2 separate regions of the Homo sapiens genome follow, and region 2 is linked to region 1. Evidence: chromatin loops called from intact Hi-C (ENCODE). Cell type or tissue: Calu3. All regions are shown on one strand. Links, peaks and the distances in the headings refer to the core of each region. The heading gives the core; the rest is flanking DNA.

The links. Hi-C counts contacts between places; a loop is a spot of excess contacts. Peaks named below come from ENCODE experiments on the same cell type or tissue, not always from the same donor. Only the 100,000 strongest peaks of a DNase experiment are listed, where the experiment ranks them.
Region 2: a loop joins it to region 1, with 2.6 times the contacts of the local background. A loop is called at or near these places in 4 of 110 quality-filtered maps.

What each region holds. Positions count from the first base shown.
Region 1 is chr3:133,258,799-133,275,313 of GRCh38, reverse strand. The region is part of intron 3 of TMEM108 (transmembrane protein 108); the gene reads right to left. Among named protein-coding and RNA genes, the nearest start is that of TMEM108-AS1, 9.9 kb to the right of the region's middle. In Calu3, for the core only: no CTCF peak of the experiment used is centred there; a DNase peak (open chromatin) is centred at 8,553.
Region 2 is chr3:133,035,419-133,051,933 of GRCh38, reverse strand. It overlaps TMEM108 (transmembrane protein 108), which reads right to left and starts at 13,543. Exons shown (of 6, transcript NM_023943.4): 1 at 13,499-13,543; 2 at 5,914-6,032. RefSeq lists enhancers at 10,375-10,669, 13,555-13,849. In Calu3, for the core only: a CTCF peak has its summit at 10,507 (motif pointing left); a DNase peak (open chromatin) is centred at 10,523.

The sequences.
Region 1 (16,515 bases), core at 4,689-12,688:
TTTTAATGTTGCTAAAATTCAGAAAATTAAGAATTACATATGTGATTCCTATTATATTTCTAGTGGACAGTACTGCTTTTAAAGAGTATCTAAGGAAAAAACTCCCATTTTCAATTGGGGAAACTAGATAAGAAAGTTACTGGGGTCATGTGGGCAGTTAGTTGTAGAGTCAGAGCTAAACCTTTAGTCTTCTGACTCCTGATCTAGCGCTCTTTCCCCTCCCCCATTAAAATAATTAAGTCCTCTATACTTGGTGTTGGAATTCTAAGACCACTTTTAGAGTTTAATTGAGTATTTATGGTTTTTGCTGATGGAAATAGGAAAATCAATCAATCAACTTGGAACCAATGGTTTTGAGATATTTCTTAGCAGATCTAAGAGCAGTGGACTTCATTTAGAGACTCTGAGGTAAGTTCCTTCATCAGCTCTGCTGGCAATGGCTCAGGTGTAGAAACTCACACCCAGCAGGGAGGGTAGGGAATGTGTCTAACCCCCTGACTGGCAAATGGTACAAAGGTCCACTGCCTGCAGAAATATGACCCCTTGACCCAAGGCATTCACTTAATTAGATACTTGTCACCCAGGGAAATGGTTGTTATTATTGCAGTGGGCAGGTTGTCATTTGTTCAGCAGTAACTACAGCTCTCCTACAGGAGGCAGTAGGAAAGGACTTCTTGCCCAACAGCACACCACTGTCTTTAGATAAATTCACAGAGAAACAAATCTACAAGGGAAAAAGAATGAAACACTTTGGGGGACAAAACAAAGTCACCAGCTACTTTGGGGGACAAAACAAAGCCCCCAGCTAAGTGGAAACCATTCTGTGAAAGTTAGGTACAGATTCCTTTTTGATACCTCCAAGCCAGGCTTGGGAAGACCTCCAGGCACTGTGCATGCAGAAGTACACTTGGTCTCTCCCATCATAAGAGAAAGGAAAGGTTTGAGGCAAGAGAAGGAAAGAAGGGAGTCACTCATCAGCCACAGTTTAAATCACGACATACTGTCCTAACAGGATTCTCTACAGCCTCGACAGAAGCACAGTTTATGAAAAACAAAACAAAATGAAACCAAAGTCAGAAGGCTTGTCCTCAGCATACTGGAATAACCAAGAACAATCTGAGATGGATCTTGTAGATGGGAAGGCAGTGGGGCATGCATCCGCTGTGCAGATAATTTTAGCTGTTTGAGAGCAGCATTACCTGTGTTCATACAAACTCGCTGGGAAGCATTGGGGTGAAAAGAACTTGGCCTAGGAGTCACATAGGACTGGGTGTGAATTTTGACTCAACTGAAAAAGTACTTAACCTCTCTCAGCCACAGTTTCTTCATTAGTAAAATAGACAAGAAAATAAGCCCCGAAGGATTGCTGTCAGGAGTAAATGAGATGTAAAACCCTTGAAGAATATCTATCCTATAAGACTGCTTGGTCTGACTGTTACGCCTGACCCTAAGTCTTCTCTCACAGAGTGGTAGTGAGTCGTCCATCTCTCCTCTCCTCTATTCTCTTCAACAACACCATGGAGGCATGATTGGCTAATCTATTTCTTCCGTTTGCCATGACTTGTTGCAAATGGATGAAATAGAGCATCTTGAAATGGAGCATTTTGTAATTTAACTGATTTAATGAGTCAGAAATTACTCAGCACATTTTAAAACACAGTATCTGATTTACACCTTGACTAGCATTTAAAGCCTGCAGTTCTTCCACCACTCACCCAGAACTCACACTCCTGAAGAAGGGACTCTCCAAAGTTCAGGGAGAGGGACCCTTTGAAGTCAGCACCCACTCCTGCTTCCTACGTCAGTCCTGCTGAGTACTTACTGTGGGGAGAGAAAGGGAAGGAAGGTGTGGGAGGTAGACGTGGTGTTTAGTTTGACTATCAATAGGAAATAATAGCTATACTTCTTAAGTGATGGATAAAAATCCAAGGCTTCTGATGAATGAACAAAAGAAAGAATCTAAGAGTCTGGATACCACTGTGTTCACTTGGTAGGGAAAAAACCCACATTTACTCTTCATTCCATTGGACACATCATAAGACAATTTTTATCCATAAGAAAACACATACATATTTAATTTTCTCCACCTTTAAGTCTCTTTTAAGACTAGGGTTATTTACCTGTGGTTCATTGATGGGTTAAAGGGGCTCATTAACCCACTAAAATTAAGGGCAAAGTTCTTGTGTATGTGTAGGTTTCTATGAAAAGGAAGTTTTTATTTGATTCTCAGAGGGGTTTGTGACCCACCCCTAAATGTACACACAATGACAAACTACTGGGCAAACCACCTCAGAGCCTGGTCCCTTCTCTGTCTGTAATGGGGGCTCTTTTCATGGTTATCAATGCGGACGCTGTTGACATCTGGGGCTGGGTGATTTGTCATTGGTAGAACTGTTCCACTCAATATATGTTAAGCATCCCTGGCATCTGCCCATTAAGTGCCAATATCATTTCCCAGTCATTGTGACAGCCAAAAATGGTCCCATACATTTCCATATCCCTCTTAGAGGGCAATACCTCCCCTGGCTGAGAAGATCAGGTTCACTTTCCCCATCTTCTCTTTCTTCATCAGAAAAATGCAGGAGGTAAGCGAGATGACCTCTAGTGGCCCTTCCAGCTCTATGATTCAGTAGTATCTCATACATCACTCCTAACCCCTGCCCCTAGTGTAATGCTTGCTCCTAGTCATCCCACTATGCTGACAGATGTGTGCCCCTTGGGGGGACCTGCAAGGTACCATAAAAATTGCATAGAACTGAGGCCTTGGTCCTAGACTTGGCTCTGCCCGTGGTTAGCTGCGTGACTTTGGGCAGTCCTTTAGCATCCCTGGCTTTAACCTCCATCAACTGTAAAAAGGATGAGTTGATTTAGAAGGTAAATGCCAGCTCTAAAATGGGATGATTCTTTGCAGTAATGACCATAGGGTCTATGAGATTTCTGTACATCAAGGAAGTTCCTAGAAGTCTATTCTCAGATATTAAAATAAGTCCTCCTTTAGGAAACACACACACACACACACACACACACACACACACACACACGTACGTGTATGGTGTTCTTATAAGGCTGAGTCAGAGCAAGATACTCCACATACCCCTCCGCCCCATTACCCTAAGTGTTAGATGACACAAATGAGATGCCTAAGAGAAAAAGTCTTATGGGAGGGAATATCCTATTTGGCCTTATTGACGAGAATCCAAGAATCTGCACAGCCTTAAGGAAACTGTGAGGCACAAAGCTCAGCTGTTAACTCCTCTAAGAGGCCTCCTTTAGCTCCTACAGCAGAGTTAAGCGCTCAAAACATAATTTAAATGCATTTTTATTGATTCATTAATTTTGTCAATAGCTGTTATTTGCTAATCTATTTACCTCTGTATCAAGTACATGAGGTCTTTGAACACAGAGATCATGTAAAATTTCTCTTTGCCTTGTTGATACAAGCCCAGCACAGAGGCTGAAACATAGTAGAGACCCAGATAAATGCAAAAAAGCAGGAATAAGGTTGGCCCATGGGCTAGAGAGAAATGAGATGACTAAAACAAGCTTAGCGTGCTTCTAGGTGGGGCTGGCTCATGACAGTTTGTAAATGTAGGCTCCAAGCTTTGTCTCCTCTGACTCCTATAGGAGAGTCAGAGCAGCGTCTGTTGTGTTAATCACTCTCTCCCTGCAAACAAGACACTTCCTGAACTCACACACTATCTGGGCAATCGTGTGAAGCCACCATACTGTTAATTCCTGCTATTTCTCTCTCGTGAACAGCATCTAATGGGCAGAAAGACCTTCTGCATTTTTCTCCAGAGACTTGACACCACATAAGAAATTATTTCCAAGAAATCACTTTTGAAATACTGAATTCAAATTTTCCTAGTCAAAAATGACAGCCTTGTAGTAGGAAAGTTTGTGGACCTTGTGAGAGAGGTTTTGAACATAGTATTGAAAAGGTTAAAAAATTAATATTTTTCTAAGGACAAATGTGTTGTGGTTGTTTCCAACTCCGCAGACAATTTGCCTCCACAGGGTTTTCAAGCACTGCCTATTCTCTGGTCCTCCTCCTGTTTCCCAACTCTTTCCGTTCTACAGCAGAACTCTTGACCTCCTCTCTCAACCAGTGAGCTGAGTCTTGCCTGGTCTCTACAATTGTCCATTTTGGCCCCTTGGGGATGGTGAGGAGGGCATGGTGTTGGGGGAAGGGCATGGCAAGATTGGCCAGATGTTGGGGTAGAGTTTGTGGATTGAAAGCAGGGTAGCGTGTTCATTTGAGGTAACTAGGAGTAGCAAAAACCAAAGAATAACAGAAGGTAGTGCCAAAACAGTGGTTGTGTCAAGAGGATGGCTTGGGGGCTTTGGAACTTCAATAATTTCATTAGCAATCCCTCTGCCCAAGCTGCACCAGAGTGAGTGAGGGCTGAGATTATGATCCTTTTCCTGACAGAGCTGTATGTTGCTTTAGTGAGCCTGGAGGGGTAGGGGTGTGTGTGTGTGTGAGTGTGTGAGTGTGTGTGTGTGTGTGTGTGTGTGTACATTCTTCGAACAGGCAGTCTTATAAAAAAAACAGGGAGAAAATCCTGGCAGCAGAAGTTGGAGATTATGACCAAGGAATGGAGCCAGGCTGCAGCCATATTTGACTGCCAAGATCCTCTTGAGGGCAGAAGATGCTCATGATACCTGCCTACTTCTGGGCAGGACTCAGAAAATCCCTTCTATGGATTAGGACCAGTAGCCTCCAGTCTTCTTCCCAGCTCCATCCAGCAGCCAAAAGCAGCAGCAGGTGGTAGGAAGGACACAGGGTTAGGAGAAAGATCTGGATTCACCTTTTAGACTTGCCTCTGCAGATCAGCTATGCAACCTAGGGAACGTCACAAACTCTCAGGGTTTTAATTGGTTTATCTCCAAATAAAGATACTAAACAGGTTTCAAGGTCCTTTAGAATCTTAAATTTATTCAAATAACATTTATCGAGTGCCTACTATGTGCCAGGTACTTTCTAGGTGCTGGAAATACAGCAGCAAACACAAAAGACTAAAATACTTGTCCTCAGCTTGCATTCTAGTGGTGGGAGGCAGAGGGTAAAGATAATAATAACCTATACTGTAGTTTAGAAGGTGACCAGTATTGTGGGATGAAATAGAGCCGAGTAAGGAAAGGAGGACTTTGATTGGGGGAGGGGAGAACTGCAAAATCTCTAATATCTTATTTTCTGGAATCTCAGAGAATGTTTTCTAAGGCAAACCTCTGAGAAATGGGGATATGATGCCTATTAAGCTGAGATAATCAAAAATAGGAAAAAGAGGTTTATCTTTCACAAGATTTGGGAATATTCTTAATTAGCATCCCTTCCCCCAACACTAGCTCACTCCAGGAGGAGGAAGTAGATCTTATTTTTAATACTCACTCAAGGTTTGGTGTGGGAGTATTGACATGAAAGTCCTTGAAGTTCAGGATGGGGTGGTACAATTGCAAACTTCCCTACATATTCCTTGGGAACCCCAGAGGAGGAGGTGTTTATAGGTGACAAGCAGCTTTGAGCTCTTCTCCCTAAGGCTCTGTAATTACTGGCAGTCTCAGATTTACTAGTCAGAAACATGTCTAACCACTCTAAATAGCAATGAAAACTTCATATCATGTGAGAGTCCAATTAAAAACTGACTCAATAAATGAGCAATAACTCATTGGAAACCAAACTATCAGGGGTTGGAACACAGGAGGGAGTCAGACAGAAGGGCCAAGGAAAAGGTACCAGTTTCCCTTTCACTTTTCCTCTATCTGGACATATGCCAATGAAGCCATTTAATCTCTAGCAGCTCCTGGAGCCAGTGACCCCAGTGCTCCTTGATGAGTTTACATAAAGTACCTCCTGATTAGTAGTAGGGACAACGGTTCATGCCTGGAGAAGAATGGGACTAAGGCTCTGGGAGGTCTGAAATCATTAGCCACCAAAGCATTTGAACATGCTGCAAGAGGAAACTCTCCCTCCTCCATCAATTGTATTGATGGAGTATTCTCATTGTTTCAATGCTCATTTATCAGTTTTTAAAAGGTAGATCTGTTTCTTGCTGCCTCCCTCCCTCCCCCTCTTTCTCTATTTCTCTTTGCAGAACTAGCAGCATATTCATCTGAGTTCTGAGATCCAGCATTAATTGATTTATATAATTTTCTTAACTGTAAAGAGGTAGGTGGAAGAATGGAGGGGGAAAAACAAAGATTGACACATGGCCAATGTTGGCAGATGGCACTTGCCAGCCGGCAGACCAGGAGAACATCACAAGATGCACTTGTGCTTAACAAGTTAAAAAAAAACTACTGGATGGTGGTTCCTGTTGACCATATGCAAGTAATGAATTTCCTGGCAGACATTTACTGTGTGAAGCCCAGTAGTTAATTGGCTCCCACATCTAATCCCAGAAAAGACAATGCTTGGAAAGGTCATCTGGAAATCAGGATATTTTCCAGAATGTGCATTATCTTGTAGCTTTCCAAATCTCTGTTTATCACATTATTCCATTCCCCATGGCCCCTTTTCTGAAAATTTAGCTATCTTGTTCTTCAGACTCTGAGACAAAAGAAATAAGCTGGTTGGAAAATGATGTAAAGTTTAGAGCAGAGAAGTATTCAGTAGGTTTCCTCTGCTGGCAACATTTATTTACATGGTTACCATTTATAATAACAGAGAAAGCCCTTCTGTTATTAGATCATACCATATCATTACTGATGCTGTGAATGCCCAAAGCTCTCTGGATCTATTCTGTAGATTTCAGTAAAAATTTACAATATGCATTCTAGTTTTGAAGTAGAATAAACATGACTTCAGAGTCGGTCTCCTCTCCTCTGTGTTCCTAATTATTTCTACAACATCCTCTATAATAGCACTTCTCAAACTTTTAGGTCCACATGAATCAGATTCTATTATGTCTAACCTGATGCCTGGGAGTCTGCATTTCTACAATCTCCCAGGTAATGTCAAAGCTGCTTGTCCATGTACCACATTTTGAACAATAAAGGACTATATTTCTATGCCACAACTGCCCTGATATGGGCCCACATGATCTTGCTGGATTTCTGTGACAACTAACTGGCCCTTCTGTTCCAAGGACCTTTCTCCATACTGTCCAAGAAGCCTTTCTAAAATGTAAATCTGACATCATCAATTCTCTTCTTACTGCCTCTGCAATGGCTTCGTGATGCCCACACATGAAGTCTCAGCTCCTTATTGATGGTCTTTGGGCTCCTTCAGGATGGGGCTCTGTACCTAGCCAGCTTCTGCCATTCCAGATCATAAGCTTGATGGCCTTGTGTGGTAGCCAGCTTCAAGATCTACTCAATGATCCCTGTTTCGTGCCTTTGTGTAGTCCCCTCCCATGCTGAATAGGGCTGATCTGTGTAACCTCTAGGATTCTGTGTGACTTCCAAGGTTATTACATAAAAGATATTTTGGTGTTCACCTTGCCCTCTCTTCAATCATTCACTCTGGGAGAAGACAGCTGTCATGTCACAAGGACATGTGAGTAGGTCTATCAAGAGACACACATGGTAAAGAACTGAGGAGGGCTCCTGTCCATTGCAACATGAGTAAAAGATTTTAGAAGCAGATCCTCTAGCCCCAGTCAAGCCTTCAGATAACTGTAGCTCCTGCTGACCCCTTGACCACAACCATAATCATATGAGAGACATTTCATTAGAATCTCCAGTTAAGCCACTCCTGAATTTCTGATCTATGGAAATTGTGAGGTAATAATTTTTTATTGTTTTAAACCACTAAGTTTTGGGGTAATTTGTTATGCAGCAATAGTTGACTTCTCCTATTCACAGTATATAGTTTCCCACATAGTGCTGGCCCTTCTTCTTGGGATATCTTTCATCTAGGATAACTCCTGTTCATCCTTTGAGATCCACTCTCTAGCTGCTTTCTCCAGGAAGCCTTAATTGACGTTTTCTTGCAAGATTTGAGCAGACGCCTCTCCGCTGGGCTGCCATGATGCCCTGGGCATGTCTCCATTCTTGTATTTGCTATAATGTGTAGTTATTATCTATATGTCTGACAGTCCTACTAGACTCTGTGAGCTCCTTAGAGGCAGAGGACTATATCATTTTGGTATCCTCAGTGCCAGAGTACCTGGTACATAGTAGGCACTCACTACATGTTGGAATAAATAAATGAACGAGTCAATTGCACTAGAATGGTGGCTCTACAGCAACTATATCCCTTTACCTTGGGAGTTCTTTTTTTTTTTTTTTTGAGGTGGAGTCTTGCTCTGTTGCCCAGGCTGGAGTGCAGTGGCGCGATCTCGACTTCACTGCAAACTCCGCCTCCTGGGTTCACGCCATTCTCCTGCCTCAGCCTCCCGAGTAGCTGGGTCTACAGGCACCTGCCACCACGCCCGGCTTTTTTTTTTTTTTTTTGGATTTTTAGTAGAGACAGGGTTTCACTGTGTTAGCCAGGATGGTCTCGATCTCCTGACCTTGTGATCCACCCGCCTCAGCCTCCCAAAGTGCTGGGATTACAGGCATGAGCCACCACGCCCGGCCACCTTGGGCATTCTTTAAACAACTGTCACTACTCGCCTGACCAGCCATGTCACATGGGTCAGCCAATATGCAATCCATTGACTGTTTAATTTCCGGTTCTTGCTCACACCACTCACTGACTGACTGACTTTAGTGCACTTAATCAGGAGAACATATCAGAATTACCTGTGGAGATTTAAAAACTATACAGTAAACCTTCATTTAATGTCATCCACAGGTTCTTCGAAGCTGAGACTTCAAGCAAAACAACTTACAACAAAACCAATTTTATTTTCTCTTCTACACTATGACGAAACAACACTGAATGTGTCATGTGAGGACCTACTGTATGTGGTTTTGCTTAAAGTCACAGTTGCCAAAAACCTATGGACAATGTTATGTGAGTACTTCCTATATTCTTATCTCAGTCCTGATCCCAAAGATTCTAAGTCACTAGTCCTGTGGTAAGCTCCAGACATGCATATTTGAATTCTATAGGTGACTTTTCATACCAATATTGATATTCATGAATTTGATATCTAATCTATGCCCCAAGGGAGATAGGTGGTTTATAAGAATACAATTAGTAAAACAAACAAACAACAGCAACAAAAAAAACCTAACAGCAACCCCCACAAGTGATGATAAGGCTGGGTGGAGGAAGAATATTATCCAGAAAATCTAGGCTAAGGAAACTACTGCAAGTGAACTAATTTTTTAAGAGCTTTCTTGGAGTCAAGGCAAAAAGAGATCTGAATATATTACACTATTATCAATATTTGCAAGGAGTAGCATATAAGTTTGTCAGTAAAGACAACCTTTGTCCTAGTATTGAATTATAAGAGGAATTTATCTTACAGGTCTTGATATAAGAGGCACCGGACAACACAATGAATGGTATCTTTGGTAAACTTTTTAAAAACAAAAAAGTATAGGAATGTTTCACATACAGCCATTTTCAAGAAAAAGTCAAAAGCATAATGTTAAATTTTAGGTTGGTGAAGGTATTTCTACAAAGAGCCAAATAATAAAGTATATAGCTTCCCTGTTATCTGCCTTGATATAGGAGAACTATGGAATCTGGAGGGGAAAAAGCATGCATATTCCATTTATTTTCAATGATCTCATTCAGGCTTTCCGCAAAAGCCCAACAGCAGACACCTCTTCATTCCATCTCCTTACTTGGAAGTCCAAACTTGGGATTTTCTCTCACTGCAGCTCTGCTTGTCAAGGATGGCAGGTTGAGATGGAAAGGTTAGAGGTGTGGATTAAATGTGAGCACATTGGTTCGCAAAGGCTCCCACACATTGGGTTCAGAATCACTGCACTGCAGCCTCAGCAAATGATAGGAGGATAGTTATATTTTATCTGCAAGTGCTAGTGCCGAAAGTGCTGCACTGTACTGCAGGCTACAGTGATCACATTCAACCCAAAGTATGTGTTCTGCCTACCAACAGGTTGGGAGCTCAAGGACCCATTTTAAAATGAACTATTTCAAAGCTTCAAGGTAGAACATCAAACCTCAAAGACATACAAAATGTTAGAGACAGGAACAAAAGCTGTCTGGAGGAAGTAAGTTAATAGAACACATAACCAAAGGATCCTGTCTTGCCTACGTCTGGCTATGATGATTCCTAGCAGATCTATGCTAATCGGATCCATCTGGGTATATGTAATCTTTGATTAATGTGAGTGTTCAGAATGACCAGCAGTGAGGCAGCTGTATTCAGCATTTCAGTATCTTGGTCACCATCTTGTTGGTGTTTAGAGATGACTGTGGTGAGTGCTGGTGCCCAGCAAGAGTCATTCCTGACCTCCGGACTGCTGCTACAGTGGAGTGTGTCCTTGGACACCACAGTTCCCACCATCTACTGCCTTAGCCTTCCCAGTAATTTTGGAAGCATATAATTCCTTATATGCAATCCCTTTCTGCTTGAAATACCTAGAGTGATTTCTGTTTCCTGCACTGTTTTCCTGACTGACATGCCTGCATTATTTCATTTGGTCCCTTCAGTAAGCCTATAGGGTAGGTAACTTCATCACTGCTTGTTTTACGAATGACCTTCAAACCCTGTTCTTTTTATGGTAAGTGCTTTGCATATTCATGAACTCATGTTTTCTCCACAAATTTATACTTGCTTCATGGACTGTTCCAAAAGCCAGTGCATGCACTTAGACTATCACTACTTTTTTTTGTGTGTGATGAATTTGTGACCAAATCAGACAGAAACAATATAATGACAACTTGCAGAGGAATGATGCTATCTTTGCTACAAAACGGTGTTACATCTGTGGACATTAGTTCAATCCCAAGTTAGTTGGCTTCTTGCTGAGAATATCACAGTTTCAAGTTAATAGAATAAACTTCTAACCACAGACGTGCAGCTGCAAATGTGGCTCCTGCTCATGAGCAATCTGGACAAGAGAACATAGATGGCTGAAGTAATCTATTATTAACTGGGAAAATAGCATGATAGATAGCTTTCTTCGGGTGAATTTTTTTTTTTGAGACTCAGTCTTGCTCTATTGCCTAGGCCGAAATACAGTGGCACAATTATAGTTCACTGCAGCCTCAAACTCATGGAGTTTGAGCAGTTGGGACTAGGTATGTGCCACCACACTCAGCTAATTTTTTAAAAAAAAGTTTTCTATTTTTGTTGTTGTTTTTTTAAGAGATGGGTTCTTACTACGTTTCTCAGACTGGTCTTGAACTCTTAGCCTCAAGCGATCCTCCTGCCTTGATCTCCCAAAGGGCTGGTATTACAGGTATGCATCATCACACTTGGTCTGTTATTTACTTCTTGAAAGTAGAATATCTAAAAATTTTCACTTCTACTTCCCTGATACTCCATAATTCACCTCTGAGCTGGAAAATGATTATTTCCTTTGCAGGATGAAAGAATGTCTATTCCATAAACAGACAAAATAACTGCTCTGAAAAAGGCTCAAGTTAAAGGAAAAAAACAATTATTTCTGAACTGGATGTGCCTTTTGCAGTAGCTCTCCTATCCCTTGTCCTCTCACCGCAGCTGTGTGGTCTGGAAAAAGACAGCATGGCAGACTGACTTCTCCACCCTGCCCAAATGCTGCCTGCAAGTTTTGATTACATAGTTTTGGGATTATCTGTGTCCTTCTCTCTCTTCCATTGCTAATTTTGGGCTACTTCACTGTTTAGAAGTCTGTCCTTCCTGGGGTTGACATGAATGGTAAAATTCAAACTTAAGCAACAAATTTGACTTTTTAGTGTTATTAGAATCTCTAAGTATTATCACTCAAGAGCTTCTTTTCACCTTTCCAACAGGTCAGGGAACAAGGCTACAGTGTTCACAGATTTGGGGAAAAATTTCATTGTTATATTTATGGGATTCTCCAAGCACTGAAATGGTTTATTTTACTTTAATTGTGATCAGGATAGAATAGAAACGTAGCAAACAGTCCCAAACAAAGTATACTAGAAGAATTGATGGAGCTTTTAAAGGCAGCAAACACTCAGGTAATAACTTAGCTTCAGATGGCATGTTCTTTGCTACCTACTTGCTTATGCAGAAAATGGAATTCACCTAATTTCTCACTTGCCACTCCAGTTCCTTCCCTTTAATTTACCACTACAGTATTTCAATTATTTTTCTCTAAGAAAGTAAAAGCTTTCCAGTTCACCACACAAGGTTGTCTGGAGTCTTACAACACATATGGTCTCTACCTCACCTGGGGCATTCTCAATAGGTCAGGATTTTTGCAAGGGAACATAGCAATTGGTTTACAAAGTGTTACAAACCCTTGCCTATGATCTACAGCAACAGAGAGCTTCCAAAAATACACAAGTTTTAAGTATTTCAATACAGGTTCCCATTTTCACTCCATTAGCAAGGTATTCAGGACAAAAATTTGATTTATAATCATATACTTCAGGAATCTATTCTCAAGAGATTTGGAAAAGACGCCTGTCAGAAAAGGGAACATATTTGGAATTGTCAAGATTTCTGCAAAGCAACTCTTTTGAGTGAAAGGGGTGCAATTACTAGACTGTAAGTTCTTTGAAGGGAGCAACCATATCTTCTCTTGTGTGCATCCCCCGCCTAGTGGGGCTTGGCACACAGCGGGGACTTAATAACTAGCTAATGAACTGACTTCTCAGGAATTCACAAGTATTACAACACCCTCATCTCTAATGACAGTTAGTAGCCTCTAGGATATGTCTCCCTGCTTTTCCACATGCTGTATCTTAGTTGGTGGGTGCACAGCAACCCAAAGCAGTGAAGATAAAAGCTCACTGCTATGTCTCTCCCATTTTTGTTTGAGCAATCTTTCTACATCACTATGGTAACGTCTGGTACCAGGATGCTCTATAAATGAAAGTAGGGAGGAGGAGGAGATCATGAGATTGATGTAGTTCATAGAAAATCTGCCCAGAGGGCAACTTCCTTGGCAATCTGCAAAACTTGTGCATGTCCTATTTTATAATAAATACATTTAAATAATATATGACACTATACAGAATAGATACAATATGTTGAAACAGATCCACTGAGCCCAGGAAAACTGCATTCAGTATGAAATTATAAGCAAGTGAATATTTTAAGACATTTGAAAAAATACCAGTGAGAATTTAGTCCACAGGCAGATAAGACACTCACTCATTTCAACACATAAAGGTAATAGCTGCAGAATTCCAAAAATGAGTGTATGAGACTATGCTGAGTGGAGGCAGAATATTAAACTGAGCTATAACCTGAATGGTAAAGTACATTGGCAAATGTAGTTATGAAGGGCAGGGATAACCTAAGGAAACAAATACATATGTTAATGATACTTGCCCTCTGATATGTGCAACTTCAAGGCTCTTTATGACCAATGCCAGAATTTGAGACAGGTGAGGGAGAAAGGACATGAAGTAGCTGACAACTGAACCACAAACTCATGGTTTTCCACACCAGCTTTACACTGAGCTAACTATAACATATTAACATCCAAGCTGGGAATGCATCTGTCTGCCTGAAGCAGCCGCTAAAATACCATAGAAAACCTTCCCTCCTGCAGATCATTTTGTGTGAGGACATTTGAAGAAAGCCACCATGGCTTCTTGATTTATGGCTTCATTAAAATGTTTGGGCTTCAAACCTCCATCAACGTTTATTGGAATTAACAGCTTCTTAAAATGGAAATATTCAATGATAAATTAATGCAGTTTGGATCTTGTGAGAGGGAAAAATAGAGTGCTTTCAGACACCCTTTACAATCCTCCAGGAAAACAGTAATACTTTCAGCTACTATATGCCAGTAAGTCTCAGGAGTGGGCAGGTGAGAAGAGGTAAGTAAGAGTATGAGGAGCACAATCACTGATGCACAGCCAGGAAGAGTGACGATGTCTGCTTTCTTTTCAGAAATGCATTTTTAAAAGGGTCTAAGTTATTACTGCTGTAGAAAAACCAAAACCAATCCAGAAATTAAAGGGCTGCTTTGTTGATTGCAGACATCAACTAACTTGATGTCCACAGAGGTCTCAATCCAAAGGTGTGACTTCATGGTGGACTGTTTGTGAAAATTCCCATAAGGAATAAGAGTGTGAGCATCTGAGGTAGAAATTTATCTTTTTATATTCAGAACACTTATCTATGCCTAGCAGATATTACATATTTGATGAATGAATAAATGAATGAAACAGGTACCACTTCCAGAGATGGCCCTAGTTTTTTGTCCTTGTGATTTCTCACTGTCCGTGTGTTCTAACCACAACAGGATCTACATATGATGCTGTTGTTGCCATCAGCACTGAGGTCACAAAAAGCTCATTATCTCTTTCTTTATAATGAGCAATTTTGGACCTAAAACCTATCTGGTTAGGACATCTTTTACTCTGTTGACTCTCTGGGTTGACTGAACTTGCCTCTCTCACTCTATATCATCCAATTCATGAACGAATCCTTTTGACTTTACTTCCAAGATGTTTCCTGATTCTCATATTGCCCCATATCCATGACTACCACCTTAGTCCAATTTGTCACCATCTCTTCTTGCCTGACTATGTAATCAACTCCTAACTGGAAACACTGCTTCCACTCCTAAACTCCTACAATCAATTCTCCACAAAGCAGTCAGGTATCTTTTCAAGACATAAAGAATATCATGTTATTTATCTGTTTAGAATTTTCCAATGGGCTCCTCATTACACTTAAGATAAAACCCAAACTTCTTACTTTTGCTGCCCAACTGCATGCATACCTCATCTCATTCCACTGGTTCTCTCTCACCACTATGCTCTGACCACAATTGGCCCTCTTTCTATTCCTCAACAATCTCAGGCAGGTCCCTACTTCAGGGCCTTTACCTCTGCTGTTCTTCTATCTGCAAATTCTTTTCTATTCACCTTGGCAGGTGTCATTCACAAAGCAACCTAATGTCATCGATTCTGAGATGCTTTCTTGACCACCCAAACTAGCTACTAATCACATGCCATCATAGTAACCCCATTAATTCTCTGCTTAGTAGGGATCTCATGCTGATAATAAATTTTTTTTTTTTTTTTTACTATTGTCTAGATTCCCTAACTAGTCTATATGCTCCAGGAGGGAAGATATCTTATTTGTCTTATTAGCTACCTAGAATGATGACTGGCACACAGTAGGTATCCAATATTCTTAGTGAAAAAATGAAAAGAAGACCCAAACAGTCACAGGTGAGCAGCTTTACAAGCAAGAAAATATTAATGCTTTACTGAAGCAAAGACGCTTAACACCTGGCTCAAGGTGCAGATGAACTGGTACGGTTGTTTCCACATCTGGCAGGAGCCTCACTAATCTCTTTGTGCCTATAAAACCAGTTCTTACTCTTCTTGGCTCTGGGCCCTGCAGATCCTTTCCTGGGCTCTGTTACCACACGCCTTCACCTATCTGGACTCTGAAGAGCCTTCTGTGGGCATCCGCCTATTCTGCACTGACACAGGAACTGCCTCCTTGGCTCTTTGGGCCAAATAAAGAACTGATCTCCTGAGAGACCCATTCCTCCAAGGTTTGTCCTGTTTTTAAGAATCACACCCATACTCCAGGTATTAGTAAACTTTCCTTGCCTCTGTGGTAAGATATCATCACTAGTGGCCACTGGGCCCTGTATCGGGACCCAAAGGTACTCTTGTCCTCCTATTGAAAAATTCTATTTCCTTGAACCCATTATTTCTCCTAACTGCCAATATCAAATAGCTGAAAGAACACCGGGCTTGCAGTCAGAGGCCAGGAATTAAAATCTTAATTCAATTATTTATTTGCAGCCAATTTAACCCTGAGTATTATTTAACCTTATTGAGTCTCAGTTTCCTCAACTGTATAATGGGGATAACACCACCTACCTCTTACGTAAATATGCGAAAGCAGTGGGGCATGCACTTTGTAGGTACTCCACATCTGAGCCAAGGAGGGAGGCTAGTCCAGAACCTGTGGTCTTGCCCACTTCTCAATGGCTTCCTCTAGTGGTTCCTCAAGCATTCATAGGAAAGAGATAATTCCAGAACTCCAGAAGAATTTCACAACACCAAAAACCCTTCTTCGGTCATCAAAACACAATTCTTATAAAGGAAAGAATGACATCTCACCACAGGCTAGAGAAGCAAGCATTAGAAGCAAAATGAAAGAATCAGTCCAGGTTTATTAAAGTACGAAGTGAAACAGATGACAACACTTAATTATGTAAGACTTCTGACTTAGTGGTGGTAATGTATTAAGGCCAATAAGGTCTCCTTGGTAACTGGGAGAAATGTTAGTGGACTTGCTACCCTATATTTAAAAAGCTACCCATCAGGACAGTCTGAGACTGAAGGATAAACCAAGGGAAAAATGAAAGGATTATTGCATATGGGCCTGCAAATACTAAAACAAAAGCAATTATTTTCAAATCATTCTCTCAATCTTACATTTCACTTTTCTATATCTTGTCAGTGAATTTTAAGCCACTTGGAGGCAGAGATCAGTGAATTGTTGCCTACATAACAATTCTAAGAATAAACTTTTTCTCTTGGATAACGTT
Region 2 (16,515 bases), core at 5,607-13,606, 220 kb after region 1:
CTGACACTACCTGACCTCAAGACCTACTATAAAGTGCCATAATCAAGACAGTATGGTATTGATAAAATAACAGACCTATAGACCAATAGAACAGAATAGAGAGCCTAGAAATATACCTACATCCAGATAGTCAGCTGATCTTTGCCAAAGGAGTAAAGGCAGTACAACAAAGCAACAAATGATGCTGGTAAAATTGGACATCCAATGCAAAATATATTAATCTAGACACAGACCTTACACTCTTTACAAAAATTAACTCAAAATGGATCACAGGCCTAAATGTAAAGGACAAAACTATAAAACTCATAGAAGATAACACAGGAAAAAACCTAAATGATCTTGGGTATGGCAATGACTTTTTAGATACAACACAAAAGGCATGATCCATGAAAGAAAGAACTTATAAGCTGGGCTTCTTTATAATTCAAAATGTCTGTTCTCTGAAACATCAGGTCAAGAGAATAAGAAGACAATCCACAGATTGGGAAAAAATATTTTCAAAAGACATATTTGACAAAGGACCATTATCCAAAATCTATAAAAAACTTAAAAGTCGACAGTAAGAAAACAACCTGAGTAAAAAATAGTCCAAAGACCTTAACAGATATCTCATCAAAGAAGACATACAGATGGCAAGTATGCATATCAAAAGATGTTCTACATCATTTGTTATCAGGGAAATGCAAATTAAAACAACACAACACTGAGCTATCATTACACATTTATTAGAATGGCCAAAATCTGAAACGCTGACAATACCAAATGCTTGCAAGGATGTGGTGCAACAAGAACTCTCATTCATTGCTGGTGAGAATGCAAAATGTTAGTCATTTTGAAAGACAGTTTGGCAGTTTCTTACTAAATAAAACATACTCTCACCATATGAGGCAGCAATCATGGTCCTTGGAATGTTCCCAAAGGAGTTAAAAATTTATGTCCACAAAAAAAAAAAAAACTCGCACACAGATTTTTATATCAGCTTTATTCATGATTGCCAAAACATGGAAGCAACCAAGATGTCCTTCAGTAGGTGAATGGACAAACTGTGGTATACCCAGATAATGGAATATTATTCAGTGCTAAAAGGAAATGAGCTATCAAACCATGAAAGACATAGAGGAAACTTACATGTTGATTATTGAGTAAAATAAGCCAATCTGAAAAGGCTACATATTACATGATATTCTAGAGAAGGCAAAACTATGGAGATAGTAAAAAAAAAAAAATCAGTGGTTTCTGGGGTTTAGTGAAGGGCAAAGGGGTGGGAGATATGAAAAGGCAGAGCATGAAGGATTTTTAGGGCAGTGAAAATACCTATAGACTATAATGATGGATACATGTGATTATACATTGGTCTAAAACCAAAGAATGTACAACACCAAGAATATACCCTAATGTGAACTATAAACTTTGGGTGATTATGATGTGTCAATGTAGGTTCATCAGTTCTAACAAATGTGCCATTCTGGTGGGTGATGCTGACATTGGGGGAGGCCATGCATGTATAGGGAGTAGGAGGAGTAGGAGGTATATGGGAAATCTGTATCTTCCTCTCAATTTTGCTTGAACTTAAAACTGTTCAAATAAACAAATGAGTGAATAAACTATTTTTAAAGAGAGAAAGAAAGAAAGGCAGGAAGAGAACAAGCAATGCATCCATCAAAAGAAAAACAGCAGGGTTAAGACTATTCAGGGATCAAGTCCAGGTTCTATCCACCTCCTTCCCCTCAACTCCAGCAATACTACTAATTGCCACAAACTCCTTATTCCTATTCCCTCTCCTATGCACAAGAATCTTGGGCTCAGGAAACTTTATATCTTTGAAAAATTGTGTGTCTATATTTCCACATCTTTTCATTTGTTCTAATTATAATTTCTGAGCAACTAATATTGGTAATATTAATACATAATATCAACTGAAAATTCTTCCATGTTGCCAAAGGGCTTAATTACTAAATCTGTGCTGTAATATGTCTGTTGGAAAACTTGCTTTAGAGACTAATTCTTCAGGGGATAATTCCTCAGCGGTGAAGTCTGAGTATTAATACCCTCTTATGAAACACTTTTTTTGAGCCAAGCTGGAAATTGGAAGTAGGGGAGGTGAAAATTTTCTTGCCACCTCTTCCAGACTCTTTGTAAAGCTCTAGGCAGTATCAAAAGAGACACCTTGCACAAACAAGCCTCACCACGAAGGGTCAGGGCATAGAGAGACCAAATGGAAAAAGACAGCTCAGCAGCCTTGGATTAAAGGGCAAATGTTTCAGAGGCTGCGGATTTGATTATGTCAGAGATGTACCCATGGCACTTTCTGTAGCAGACAGATACCAGAGCAAGGTAAAAAGTTCAGCAAGATAGAGTCACAGACTGAAAAGTTTCCCCAGGATGGAGAAGCCCAAAACTCAATTCTGTTTTAAATGAGTTGAGGTCTTGTTATAACAAGAGCATACTATCATTCTAAATGTAAGTTTCTGACAAACAGGGGTCTTCACAGGCTAAAACAGTGCTGTCTAACAGATTTCTCTGATGATGGACATACTCCCTATCTGCAATGTCCAATATGGTAGCCACTAACCACAAGTGGGTACAGAGCACTTGAAATGTGGCTAGTGCAATGAAGAACTGAATTTCAATTTAATTTTAATTAATTTAAATAAGAAAAAGCCACATGTGGCTAGTGGCTACTGTATTAGACAATGCAGGAAAAGGCTTAAGGCATCATTTGAGAAAATTATCCAAGAGGTTATCACAAGAAAAGCTTATATATGTTCTGACCACCTGGAAAAATACTTTATCTGCGCCCTCCCCATCATAAACACACACAGACATCATTTGTAAGAAGTAACTACGTCAGAAACCACTAACAAAGCAATGCTTCTCAAATTTTAGCATCCATCAGGATCACTGGGAGTCTTGTTAAAACACAGATTATTACGCCCACTCCCAGAAATTTTGATTTAATAGGTTTGTACATTTCTAACAAGTATAAATGATTCTCATGCTGCTGGTTCAGAGGCCACACTTTGAGTAGTACTAGAACAAAAACTTCAACATTCAAACACCAGCCTACTCCTAACAAAGTGGAGCTTCTTTCACTTTTCACCTCTCTTCCACACCAAAGTGCCTCTTTCTTCAAGGTACATGGAATCCTTCTTAAACATTCTTATAAGTTTTGCTTAACACCTAGGGCTAAAAATGTATGAAGAATGCAAATAAACAAGGCTATACATGATGGCTTCTCTACATAGTAGATCCAAAATACAGTGCATTTGTTGGAAACTTTGTAAGCAAGTCTAATAATCACAGGGACCAGAAACACAGCAAGGGGGAATGCAAACCTGCCAGGACAGTTTACATCTAATCCCTGCACTGGCCTTGTTTTAGAGTTAAACTGAGCCTTTTAATTAAAATAATGCAGGTTACACTTCAGGTCTAGGTCAGAGTTATGGCCTCTTTGACCATTCCAACACATAGTACTAGAAAACTGTCAAAAGAACATGTCATATTAAAACATTTACATTTATAATTCAAAGGGCATATATTAAAGATAATCCCTTTCCATATTCCTAAAGAAGAGAAGAAATAGAAATGTAAAAGTTTCTAGAATAAACACTGATCTCCAAACATTCTCTGGTCTTTACTGTATTGTCTGCAAAAACTGATCTGGACTAGCAGTCATTTGGGACGATAGTTTTCCTTTGGAGGCTATTTCTTTATGTCCTTTGGTCTAATTATACATGAGTCACTTTAACATTAGCAGATCACCTTGTCAAATGCAATTTCCTTGACTGCTCTTTTGAACAGCCTTCTTTCTGCCTCATCCACTCTTCCCTTTTTTTTAACTTTGCAAAGGAAAGTTTTCATCCAGAATATATTATCACAATGAACCAGAACATGAAGCCCTTGAATAAACTCAAGAGTCCAGCATTCTTCATTATTTCCCATACCACAGACCTTCGCCCTTCTTCAAACTCCACTGTTCCTCAGTTAGTGCCATCACAAGAATTAAGAATTACCCTTGGGTCCTAGAAATTTGGGAAGACGAATATCGCTTCTTAGAAATGACAGAGCCCCCAAGGAGTCACACAGTACTATGTACATTACTTCATTAGACTATTTAGCTATTTATGTGTGTATATTTTACAGATAGGGAAAGTGAAACAAAATGAAGTTAAATGATTAAAATACGATACCAGAGAAATTCAGAGCAAGATTGAATCACTATATCCCTTCAGCAGTGTTTCTCAACCAGGGGCAATTCTGCTCTCCAGGGGACATTTGGCAATGTCTGGAGACATTTCTGATTGTCACAAACAGGGAGGGAGATACTGGCATTTCGTGGGTGGAGGTCAAAGACACTGCTGAACATCCTACAATGCACAGGACACTCCACACAAGAATTGCCTGGCTCAAAGTGTCAATAAATAGTGTAAGGTTGAGAAACTAACTCTGGTCCACTGGCATCTCTAGCATTACTTTATTTGACCCCAAATCAATAATTAAAGAATGGCTCCCTCCACAATGTAGTCCTTGTATAGTATTTACACAGCAACATACCAGCCAAGTGCTATTTCTGACATGCTATACTTTTTAGTTACTTTTAAAATAGAGGATATACAGGATATACTTTTAAAATACAGGATATACAGGATATAGAGGAAATTGAGCAAAGTTAGCAAAGACCAGCTCCTTTCTTTTAATGAGAAAATCTAGAAAAGACCAGCTCCTTTTCTTAGCTACCTCCAGGTGCTGAGCTATAGTCTGCATCGGGCTGCTCACCTGGACTCTTCTGCTGACGTACTTTGCAGCTGCCCTTTCTTTGCTTTATCTCCAAGCATGTGCATCACTTTAGAGCAATAATGATGTACATTTATTGGAATCTCCAGAGATCTCCATCCTCTAATTGTCTATTTTGTTCAGTAAATTGTACTCATTACTGAGCCACATGAGGCCCCGAAAGATACCAGCCTTTTCTGGGTGCCCTCTGTCTGAGCCTGGATAATGGGACATTATCTAGCAAAGGTTCAGCAGTATTGAGCCAAGCTGCTTAAAACAACCCTTCAGTTAAGTATGTTTCTTTAACCTCCTATCCCTCATTCTTAACCATCCTCAGCTTTTCTTATATTTATATGAATCATAATTTTCCCTTCAAGGAGGCTGGTTTTAGTTTAAGCTCTAGAAATTGGAGAGCTCAGAAAGGATGTGATGTCCTTTCCACACCAAACAGTTAATTTCTCCTTCTGGTCTCAAAAATCTGCAGCACAAGTGAAAATTCAAAACCAGTTTTGGTTATAACATTGCCAGTGCCCACATGCATTGTACTAGGGGCTGCAAATAGATGAGGCATGAATGGGCATGTGACTTCCAGTGATGCTGGATAAAATAAAATGGAACAGGCAAAACCATGTACTTTGCTAGTGCTATTATACACCAAATCTGGAATTTTCAACACTTTGAGAAGTTATTTCCTTCACTAAAAAAGTGATTAATGAAGCAAAAGTTAAGCAGAGTAATCAAAGAAGAAAGAAGGTGGTAGGTGAGGGAAACAGGAGCTACCAGAGCTAACATATGACATGGCTATAAGGAAATGATAATCAGGCCCTGTTCCCATCTTTACAGTGCACCTCAAGAGGGCTCAACAGCCCCTCCCATATAAATCACACCCTAAACGAACTCACTAAAAACTCCTGTTTTGAAATATTTCCATGCATAGATTCCATCCCATCACCTCGGTCATGGTTTTCTCTTCATAACTGCTGATTTGCATGGTATCTATGAGTTGAATCAATAAAGGCTTTTAGGAGCCTTTCACAGACAGGGCATCATATTGCACTGACTCCAAGAGACAGGTGAGACAATAGCCTCTATGAATTGGAAAAGCAAGAAAAACAATGGCAGAGAATGCCTTTGCCTTACCCTGGAGTAGAGGGTGTGGAAGCCTTCAAACGCACTTACATCCTCATGACCCATCGGCTCTGCTGCTTTTCACTGCTCATTCATTTCTGCATGTTGGATGACCACCAATCTATCACCAACTGGCAAAGATGAAAATGAAAAAATGCATTAGGCCAAAGGAACTTCAAGTCCCAAGTCACTGCTGAAGTGAATATGAGAGTAGACTAAGTGCTTACCCAAACATGTATAATAGCTCAAGTTCAATAAAAATTTATTTCTGATTCATGTATGCATACTGGACAGGTGAATATGTAGGTGGGGTGGACCTAATGCAGTGATCCAGGTACCCACGCTGACAAAAGTCCTGCCATGTTTAAAACATAATTTCCAAGGTTGCCCTATGGGTCCTCTCCATTCCAGTCAGCTAAGAATGGAAAACAGTATGAAGAAGCTTGCATGAGCATTCTCTGTGCTTTTTTTCCTAGAAGTGGATCACAATACTTTTCCACTTCCATCACATTCTGTTGGTTGGCTAAAACTCAATTACACAGTCACACTTAACCTTATGGGCTGCAGGGCAGTGACCAGACTCCATTGTACAAAAGTGACTTCAGCCCAATCATGAAGAAAGACAGCATTAAGTTTAGAGTAGAGGGTTCTGAGTGAGACACTAGCACAGTAACCTTGACTTAGTTACTTAACTACTCTGAGTCTCAGTTTCCTCAACTGTAAAATACTGTTCCTCTCTCATAGGGCCAATGTAAGACTCAAAAGGACCAGGTGCGGTGGCTCACGCCTGTAATCCCAGCACTTTGGGAGGTTGAGGTGGGCGGATCACAAGATCAGGCGATCAAGACCAGCCTGGCTAACATGGTGAAACCCCGTCTCTATTAAAAAATACAAAAAATTAGCCGGGCATGGTGGCGGGTGCCTGTAGTCCCAGCTACTCGGGAGGCTGAGGCAGGAGAATGGCGTGAACCCAGAAGGCGGAGCTTGCAGTGAGCTGAGATCACGCCACTGCACTCCAGCCTGGGCAACAGAATGAGACTCCGTCTCAAAAAAAAAAGAAAAAAAAAAAAAGCAGCACTTCAGAATTTTTTTAAGAGACAGGGTCTCACTATGTACTGTGTGATCACAGCTCACTGCAGCCTAAAACTCCTCAGCTCAAGTGATCCTCGCACCTCAGCCTCCTGGGTAGTTAGGGCTACAGAAATGTGCCACCAGGCCCAGCTAATTTTTTCTTAAATGTATATAGTGATGGAGTCTCACTATGTTATCCAGGGTGGTCTCAGACTCCTGGCCTCAAGCAATTCTCCTGCCTCAGCCTCTCAAAGCACCAGCTTCTTCTCAAAGGCACGAGCCACCAACTTCTTGGACTTTAAGGTGCATGTGCATCCTCAAGGCATCTTGATAAAAATGCAGGTTCGGGTTTGTTAGGTCATGGGTGAAGCCAGAGATTCTGCATTTCTAACCAGCTCCCACATAATACTGATGCTGTTGTCCTTTGGCATTTTGAGTAGAAAATAGATACAGGATTAGAGAACATTTTTGAAAACCATAAAATGATTTGCAGATATAAAGAATTATTATCCTGGCACTAATTGATTATAAATAAATTCCCAATTAGGCAGCATTTTTTAGGATATGTTTAGTCTGGGTACCAGGTACAATTTCTTAGAGTCACAGGATTTTGGAACAGGAAACAAAGTAGTCACGACTCTCCTACTCTCTCCCCTTATTTTCCAAACAAGGAAACAAGCTCAGAGAAATCAATCATGCCCCCAAAATCTCAAAATAACTCAGCAATATACTGAGATTAGAATGCAGAAAATTGACATTACATAACATAATTAGGTTATTACATAAACCCAAATATAACCTTCTAAAGAAGAAAAGGTAATTTCTATTCTTCTACTAAAGCAATAATAAATATTACTTTGGCCAAAAAGATACATAGCCAAAAAGATGCCAGCAGGTGAATTCACCAACATGGGTCACCATGGCACCAAAAGTAGGCAAGGTGTCACAGGACACAAAGCAAGAGATTTTCAAGCAAATGTTCTTCAAAATTCAAAAATTTTGCATGTTTTAAACAAGGATTTTTATTTCCAATACATACAAACTCCCAGTCACTCTTATTTGGAAACAATTAGGAAAAGTGAGAATTTGGGATTACAAATAGAAAAGGAAAATAATTAGCCAAGGAGGAGCAGCAATTTCTGTGGTAAACCCTGGGTACAAATAAAGGAACCTAAGGATTTTTTTTTAATTCCTAGCATGTAAATTATTTTGCCTCTCTGGGATCATGGTGAGTCCTAGGAGCCTAGAGTTGAACATGAGGTGTACTACCTCAGAAGTCAAAAACTCCAAGTCATGAATTAGAAGGGAACTGAACATCTGGAAATCAAGTCAGATTGGGGGAGAAGGGAGCCTCTTAGTATGCATGTCATCGCCAATAAAGCAACATGAATTTGAAAGTGTTTTGGTAAAATTAGGAAAGAGTACTTATTGAGGAAGGAATGATAAATGGAAATCAATACTCGCATATACATTATTAATTTAAGATGGGTAAAATGCTATTAGCATCATTTAGTGAGCAATTTTTTAAAAGGTAAAAATGTTCCTACAAACTTCAATAAGTTTACCCCATATCTTACCCCTAACACTCTTCCACCCTAATGTCTTTTAGCTCCTCAGACAAGAACTCAGAATTCTTACCCTATTTTGTGTGTGTGTGCCACAGACCTCTTTTGTAGTCTCTTGAAGCCTAAGGACCTCCTTCTCAGAATTATGTGTGAAATGTATAAGATCAAATACATAAGATTACAAATGAAGTGAATTATATGAAAGATTCTCCTATCCAGAGAGATGTTGGGGAGTCCATGGACCCAACTTAAGAACATCTGATTGAGGAATGATTCTTCTAGGATGATGAAAGTTTTTTCTTACAGGAAACAGCATATGCAGAAAAGTTTTTAAAGCCTAAAGATGCGCAGTGAAAAATCCTGCTCACAATCAATCAGTGAAGAAAAGAATGAGCTGCAAAGAGAAGCCTGACCTTGAACTTCTGCCAAAACTCAAAGCTATTCATGCTGTTGCTTTAAAGCCCTACATTAAGGAATTACTCAGAAAATTTTCTTGGCCCCAGCCCTGTAGACACAGCATATTCTGTGGCCTGATGGCAGATGAAATAAAGCAGCATTGGAGAAGGGAAAACTATATTGAGTCCTGAGCTTGCATCCTAGTCCTCTAACTAGTTCTCTGCCACTAACTAGCTCTGTTACCTTGGTCAAGAAACTCAACTCTGAACTGAGCTGTCTATAAATTGAGAAGGTTAAGTTAAATCATCTTCAAGAGTTTCTTCCTACTCTGAACTGTTAGGATCCTAAGGTAATGCACAACCACTTTTCTGGGAGGAAACATTAGCAAGACTTCTTTTTGCCCTAAGCTCACAGTATGAAAATATTTTATAAATAATTTTTAGTCTTCAGAAATAACTTATGAGAATCACCTAACCATATAACTTTAGACTTGGAAGAGATTTTAAGAGACATCCACCATCTCATCAATCTCAGGTGATAAAAGTAAGGTTCAGAAAGGTGAATAGATTTATTTTTAGTCACATAATAAGATGGCATTAATGGACTGTTGGCCTACCACTACCTAGCACAAGCAGGATTTTAGTATTTAGCATTGGTAGTAAAGACAAGCTCATCAGTTCACTTGAGAGACAGAAAGAAACCTCAAATAACCTAAGCCATAGGATGGGAACTACACAAAGCAGCAGGTGACTGGGGTAATTGCACCTAGAGGTAGCATCCTATACCTCAGGCAGAGTCAAAGCCGGGGCCCTCATTATACACTATAACCTTCCCATCTCAAAGAACAGTAAATAACAGCTAGAGAACAAAGAATAGTTATTTCAAAATAGGTGGATGGATGAATTAACCCTGACTAATAACATCATTAAAACCAAAGCACAAGTTTGGGGCTGCTAATATAATATTGAAAGGTCCACATTAACTAAGAAGATCTAAAAACACATTAGGAATTTTCAAGTTTTAGAAGAAACGAATTAAGAATTGTTTTGACCTATCTTCTGTGGACAGCCCTGAAATATAGTGACTACTTTATCAGCATTATTTTTACTAATACTCTCACTGCTGTCTTCAGAGCATGTACTTACCAGCTACTGTTCAGGTTTAAAAGTCACATGTATATTTCCATAGTCCCATCCATGTGTGTAGACTAGCTTCACATGCAAATAATTAGAAACGATTAAGTTGTTGGAAAGTTGGATCAAATCATGATTATTATGTTTAATTAACCAATACATATGCCGGGTGCGTTTAAAGCCTATGCTATGATGCTTGTCAGTTTACTCTCTGCCTTCTCCCTTCAGAAACGCACATGTACAGTCAATGTAATCACAGCCATTCCTCAATCCCCATGACACACGTTATTCCTACCTTATGTAAACAGTTATGGCTTTCAGAACTATTTTCTTTGAGATTTCGTTTGAGGGCTGACATAGCCTTTCAAAATCTTCTGACTAGAGGCTACACACTGCTGGTTTGCCAGCTCCATAGTTCAGCTCCTCCAGGAATTCCCAGGGGCAGCAGTGCCATCTACTGGTAAGGAGGGTACAACTTGTTTTCTGGGAGCCCTGGGGGGTGACATGAGCCAAGTGAAGGAACGGCAGCCTAGATTTAGGTCTCTGTGAGCCCTTCTTTTCTCAAGCACATTACAAGCATAACTGATGCTTACAACCTGAGACGTGTAACTACCACAGGAGCTTTCATCTTGTGAATGGCAGGTCCTCTGGAAGCCACATAAAGCCAGCCAGGCTAGCCAATGAGGCAGCTCTGCCTTGAAATGCCTCCTCAAGGATCCAAAAGCAGCCAGCAGAGCCCCACTGAATTAAACATTTCCTGGCTCTCCTCTTTCCCCAATGCTTCCCTATCAGATGATCTCACCCAGTGCCCCCACCTGTGGCTCTGTTATCCAGCTGTATCTTACAGCATGTGTCCTAAGGAAGGTACTCAGATCCCTCTCAATATGAAGGCTCTTATACTTACACAATGTGACACAGATCCTCCTCAGAGGACACTACTGCTTAGGCATGCAGGTCGGACTCTAATCTCTCTCATTCACTCTCTATGTTCCCCGTCCCTGACCCAGGGGACAGAAACGACAGAAAGGAAATGATTTTGTTGCTGCTTTGAAAGCAACACTAGTGGGCTTTTATTGAATCAGAGAATAAAACCTTGTCCTATAGGTCACTGAAGTACGTTGCTAGATGGACTAAGCTTGTTAATCTTTTTGTTGTCCCTTGCATAACCTAATCAGTGTTTCCCAACCTTTTCAAAATCCCTGCCTCCCTTCCGCAGGCCAAACAAACAATGCATACCCTTTGCGGTTTATGGAACAAAGATTAATTTCTCTCCTCTGAAAATAAAAGTGTATACTATGCCACCTACCTCACCCTCAGCATTCTTTTCTCCCCTCTACTCCATGCCACTTAAAAAAAAAAATTTTCTGGCCGGCATGGTGGCTCATGCCTGTAATCCCAGCACTTTGGGAGGCTGAGGCAGGTGGATCACGAGGTCAGGAGTTCAAGACCAGCCTGGCCAATCTGGTGAAACCCCGTCTTTACTAAAAAATACAAAAATTAGCCGGGCATGGTGCCTCACACCTGTAATCCCAGCTACTCGGGAGGCTGAGGCAGGAGAATCGTTTGAATCCAGGAGACGGAGGTTACAGTGAGCCGAGATCGCACCACTGCACTCCAGCCTGGGTGACAGACGGAGACTCCGTCTCAAAAAAAAAAAAAAACAAACAAACAAACAAAAAAAACTGTGATAAAGTTTTTAAATTATTCCCACTAATTTGGTTTGTGTGAAGTCTATCAGGTGACAACCTATATTTCACTTTACTAGGGTCATTTGTGATATTCTAAATGAGCTTTGCAGCAACTTGTTCTTTTACTTTCATTCATCTCAGAAAACCGACAAAATTTGATTTCCGGTGGCTGATAAACCTGAATTTGATACCCCTAACAAATTTAGGTGTTCCCTCTTAAAAAAATATATTTATCTTGCCTAGTAAACTGAATTCTTGGCAAGTGTAGGCATTTCACAGGCATGGGGTGTGTTTTAGAGGTTTGAAATCAGGTCATTTCCTAAAGAAACATGTTGTTGTACAGGGAATGTAAGAGCTATAAAGGGCTTTGAAGGTATCAGGATGTCTCCAAGGGACAAGGTAGAGAGACCCTTATCCATCTCATACCAGAAAGAGTTCTGAATAAATTACGTGGAAAGTCCAGAACACAGTAATATCTTCATAATGAGTTAGTTGAACCATTTCTTACAGAGTAGATTACCAGGTGTATCCAACAAATCAAGAAGTTAACCCGTGGAAAATTGAAGGGACTTTTTATGTTTGCCTATGAGCTGTCTGGGGAAATGGAGGAGAGGCAGGGAATACTTTCCATAGCTTGACCTGCTCTTAAGTTCCTGGACATACCTTCCCCTTTTTAAAGTATGATTTAAAGGCAACAATCCATCTCCCCCGGACTCCCATACAAACCTCTTTTGGCAGCCAAATGGTCTTCATCGAGCACACACTTTTCAAAGAATTAAGGACGTGTGAGTAGGTTTAGTTTAGACCCTGCCTTCCCTCTCCCCACAACCCAGTAACATGCTGAAAATAAGTAATAACCTTCCTGGGTACCCCCAGAAAAACCTGTTTGCAGAAACTACAACCTTTCCTCCGAAAAAAACCCCTATCTTCTTAAGGAAGAATCTCAGTGTGGTGGTCTGCAGTTCACTGCAGGCATTTCCCTCCTCACCATTTACCAGTCATCAGTTACGCTGCATCTGAAATTGGTTTTTGTAGACTTTCATTTAGACCGGCTCCACCGGTGCCCAACTGCTTAAAAAAAAAAATAGCCCCTGAACCAATCTCTGGATTCCTCCAGCAGGCTCAAAGCGTTCAATTTCGCTGCAACTCTGGGGTGAAAACCGCCAGGTCCAGCCGGCAGAGCAACCTCCCGGGCAGCACGGAGGCTCCGTCCCCGGCGAGGCCGCCGGCACCTAGGCAGGAGGGCTCTTCGCACAGCTGCGCTAGGAATTCGGCTCCGCTCGCGGCCGCAGGATTAGTTCGAGTCCCTCGGGCTGGCCAAAGTGACACTACATTTCTTCTTCTTCGTTTCCCCATGTGACAGGTCCCCCTGCATTAAAGCCACCTCCTCCTCGGCCCCAGCCCAGGTCCAGCGCTCCTGACGCCCGCGCCCCATCACCCGCACCCTCCACCTGGGGAGGGGGTTCATGCCAGCAACCCTCCAGGCGGGAAACAAAGGCGGAGGCAGGGCTGCCAGGTGGGCAACTCCCCTCGGGCAGACCCGTCACGCAGTGGGGAGGATGGGAAGGTGCCTGAGAGGATAGGAAAAGGGAAACCAAGGCAACCGGGGCTGCATCCTCCCTGAAGCTGGGCTCCCGGGGCAAGCTGACCCCACACCTCCCCGAGCCCCGCCCAGCCCAGCCTAACCCGCTTGCCGGGACCCAGCATGGGAAGGACTGGGGGGACGCCCCGGAGCGCCGCTTACCTCGGGAGAAGCGCTCCGGCTCCCTCCGACGGCTCAGGAGAAAGCCCCACCGCTCGCGCACGCGCTCTCGCGCACTCGCGCCTTCGCCCCTCGGGCCCCCGCGCGCGCCCCTCCGACCAGGCTCTGGCCCGCCCCGGCCTTGTCCGTCAGCGTCCGCGACAGCCAATCCGGTCGCACGGAAGGCTCAGCGCCGGTCACGTGGTGAGACCAGCCAATCACCAAATTGCCCTCGGCAGCGCCCGCTCCGATGTCTCTGGGGGTTCGGTTGCTACCTAGCAGAGCGGGTGCGAGGCGGGCACAAAGGGTCTCTGTTTTCGGGGGCTAAGTGGCACTCAGTTGATCAATTACCAGATCAATTGACTTCTCAAATTCTAATATAAATAAGAATCACTTGACTCTCTTGTTAAAATGCGGATTCTGATCCAGAAGGTCTGGGGTGGAGACCTGAGATCCTGCATTTCTAATAAGCTCCCAGGTGGCGATGACGAAGCTCTTGGTCGGAGGATCACGCTTTGAATTGCACCTGTCCGAAAGTAATGGCTGTAGCCCCAGCTCCACGTAATTTGAAACTTGCACGACCTTTCTTGTCCTTCTTCCACTGATGAGAAGCGTTCCTGTGGCTACATGGGGTGTCCCGGTGATGCTTACAGTTTGGGCACCAGCTGAGGGAAGGTGTGTTTAATCCCCACATTACCCACCCTTGGTCTATGGAGCAGCAATCATGCCAACTTGGTGACTGGAGTGTGGAACCAGAAGTGGAGACGGAATGGCCATGGAAGAGAACACTGTGTCTACGTTAATCCTAAAGGGTTGGGCGTGTGTGTCTGAGTGGCGCGGTGCCAGACACTTGGCCAGAGAAGTGGTATAAGTGGTCCCTGCTTCTCAAAACGTAACAATTTGTTGTAGAACTATACAGGCTAGTTCAGAAAGAAGCATGTGGAGAAAACATCCGGGAAGCTAACAGTCACAGCACAAATTCAGGCATAAGCTAAAGAGGTTGTAAAATAATATGCCTTGAGGGTCTTAAAAACTGTCCAAATATTCTTCTGTCAGTAATTCCAGAGTCTAGAAGTTAGGACTCCCACTGGCCCTGTCATTTCTCAAATTTGACCTAAGGACTCAGTGTTTTCGGACTGGCCAGCTAGAACCTTTGTCGTTCAGCGTAGCCAAGCTCTTATTACCCAGTAGTGTACCGCCGTGGTTCAAGATTCTTAAGTGCTGAATTCTCCAAAACCTTCATCTCTCATCTCTTGAAACCAGGTGGTATAACCCTGCTTCAGCATTTCTCTCTCACTATCAAGGTGATCAAACTGTCGCTTAGAGAAAACTTCACCTTTGTCAGTGTGTCCTGAACTTCTCTGGCTTCTCATCCCCAGAAGTGAAGCCCACCTAGCAATCTCAGACATTGTTCATCACATTGTCCCTATCAGAGATGGCATCGCACAAAATTCAGAGTTTCTGGGAACATGTTAAACCTGTCACAGCAATGGTTCTGGCTACAGCAGGAGTAAAGAAATGTCTAAGCAAGAAAAATGTTTTGAAAGCCTCAAAAAAAGTTTGTTTGCTGTCATTAAACCAGTGGTTCTCAAGCCTAGCTGGATGGTAAGTATTTATGGAAGTAGGTTGTGGGGCCCTGTGCCTGGAGATTCTGATTGGGATGAGAAGTGGGGCTTGGGCAGCTATAGGTTTAAAAAGTTCTACTGGCAATTTGATATCCATCCATGCTTGAGAACACCTGCATAAGCTGCTAGATCGATAGACGCATTTTTTAACAGGGAAAACTAAACTCTGCAACACAAATCACTAATGACATACACACTCTGAAAACAGAAGAAAGTTTCCACATAATTTTTGAGAACTGATTTTTAAAGGCCAAAAATAATTCATAGGTAATAAATACTCCAAAGACTAGTCAATGGAATAAATTGAAAAGCTAGGTTCACAACTAGGTTTAATTTCAATTGATTAACTAAATATTTCTAAAAGAACGTATTGCCTTTTGTTAACCATGCCAAACTGATAAACTCTCTGGTAATAGCTTTACTTGTTTTATGCCCTTCTTAACTAAAACAGATTTCCATTTGAGCATTTATTTTTTATTTTTTAAGTTCCGGGGTACATGTGCAGGATGTGCAGGTTTGTTACAAAGGTAAACGTGTGCCATAGTGGTTTGCTGCACCTAGCAACCCATCACCTAGGTGAGTCTATTTCAAAGATTCCAAGGGTTCCCAATTCTCTTTACTGGCGTTTTACCAAATTCTGTTACTTTTTAAAAGTGATTAGTGCCTGCACCTTGGAAAACTATTGTACAACTTTTTTATGGTGTGATATTCAATGTAGTGGAATATGACCTACTTAGATTTTAACTAAATTAGTGAGATCCCTCAGAACATTCTACCAACACCAGCCATCCTACTCAAAAGTGACTTTATTTGTGACACCAGAAATATGGAAGCCCAATGTGTGAGCCTGCAAACTAGCTTCCCTCCTTCTGTGACACTTTTAAAAATATATTTCACAGCATTCAAATGGGGGAGAAATTTTTCTCACCTTGTAAACTTGCTTTATCTATTGAGTAAAACAAGGACAGTTTTCACTGCTACTTAACTGAGTAATGTAAATTTTTAACTAGGAAAAAAGCATTTATTTTTCTCTTTGTGGGTGTCATTATTACAGAAAGAAGCAACAAGAAACAAAGACTCTTGCTTGAGGATGTGAATTTGAAAAAAAAAATCCAGGCTGTCGTTCATCCTCTGTTTTTCAGTCTACTTGCCTCATACATATAACCTGGTTTTCCTGTCTTGGGAAATGGATATATTAGTAACTTGATATGAGTTAGCTCAAACCAGGTTTCCTACCCCTTAGTCCAGAAATTGCCCAGCAAGAGATTTAGGTATATTTGAAAAGAAAGAAAAAGATAAGATATAAGCCATCCACCATTTTGCCAAGTCCCAGAAATCCACCCATTGTTGTATTATTATTAGAACCCCCATAGACTGCTTTATAATTGCTAATTA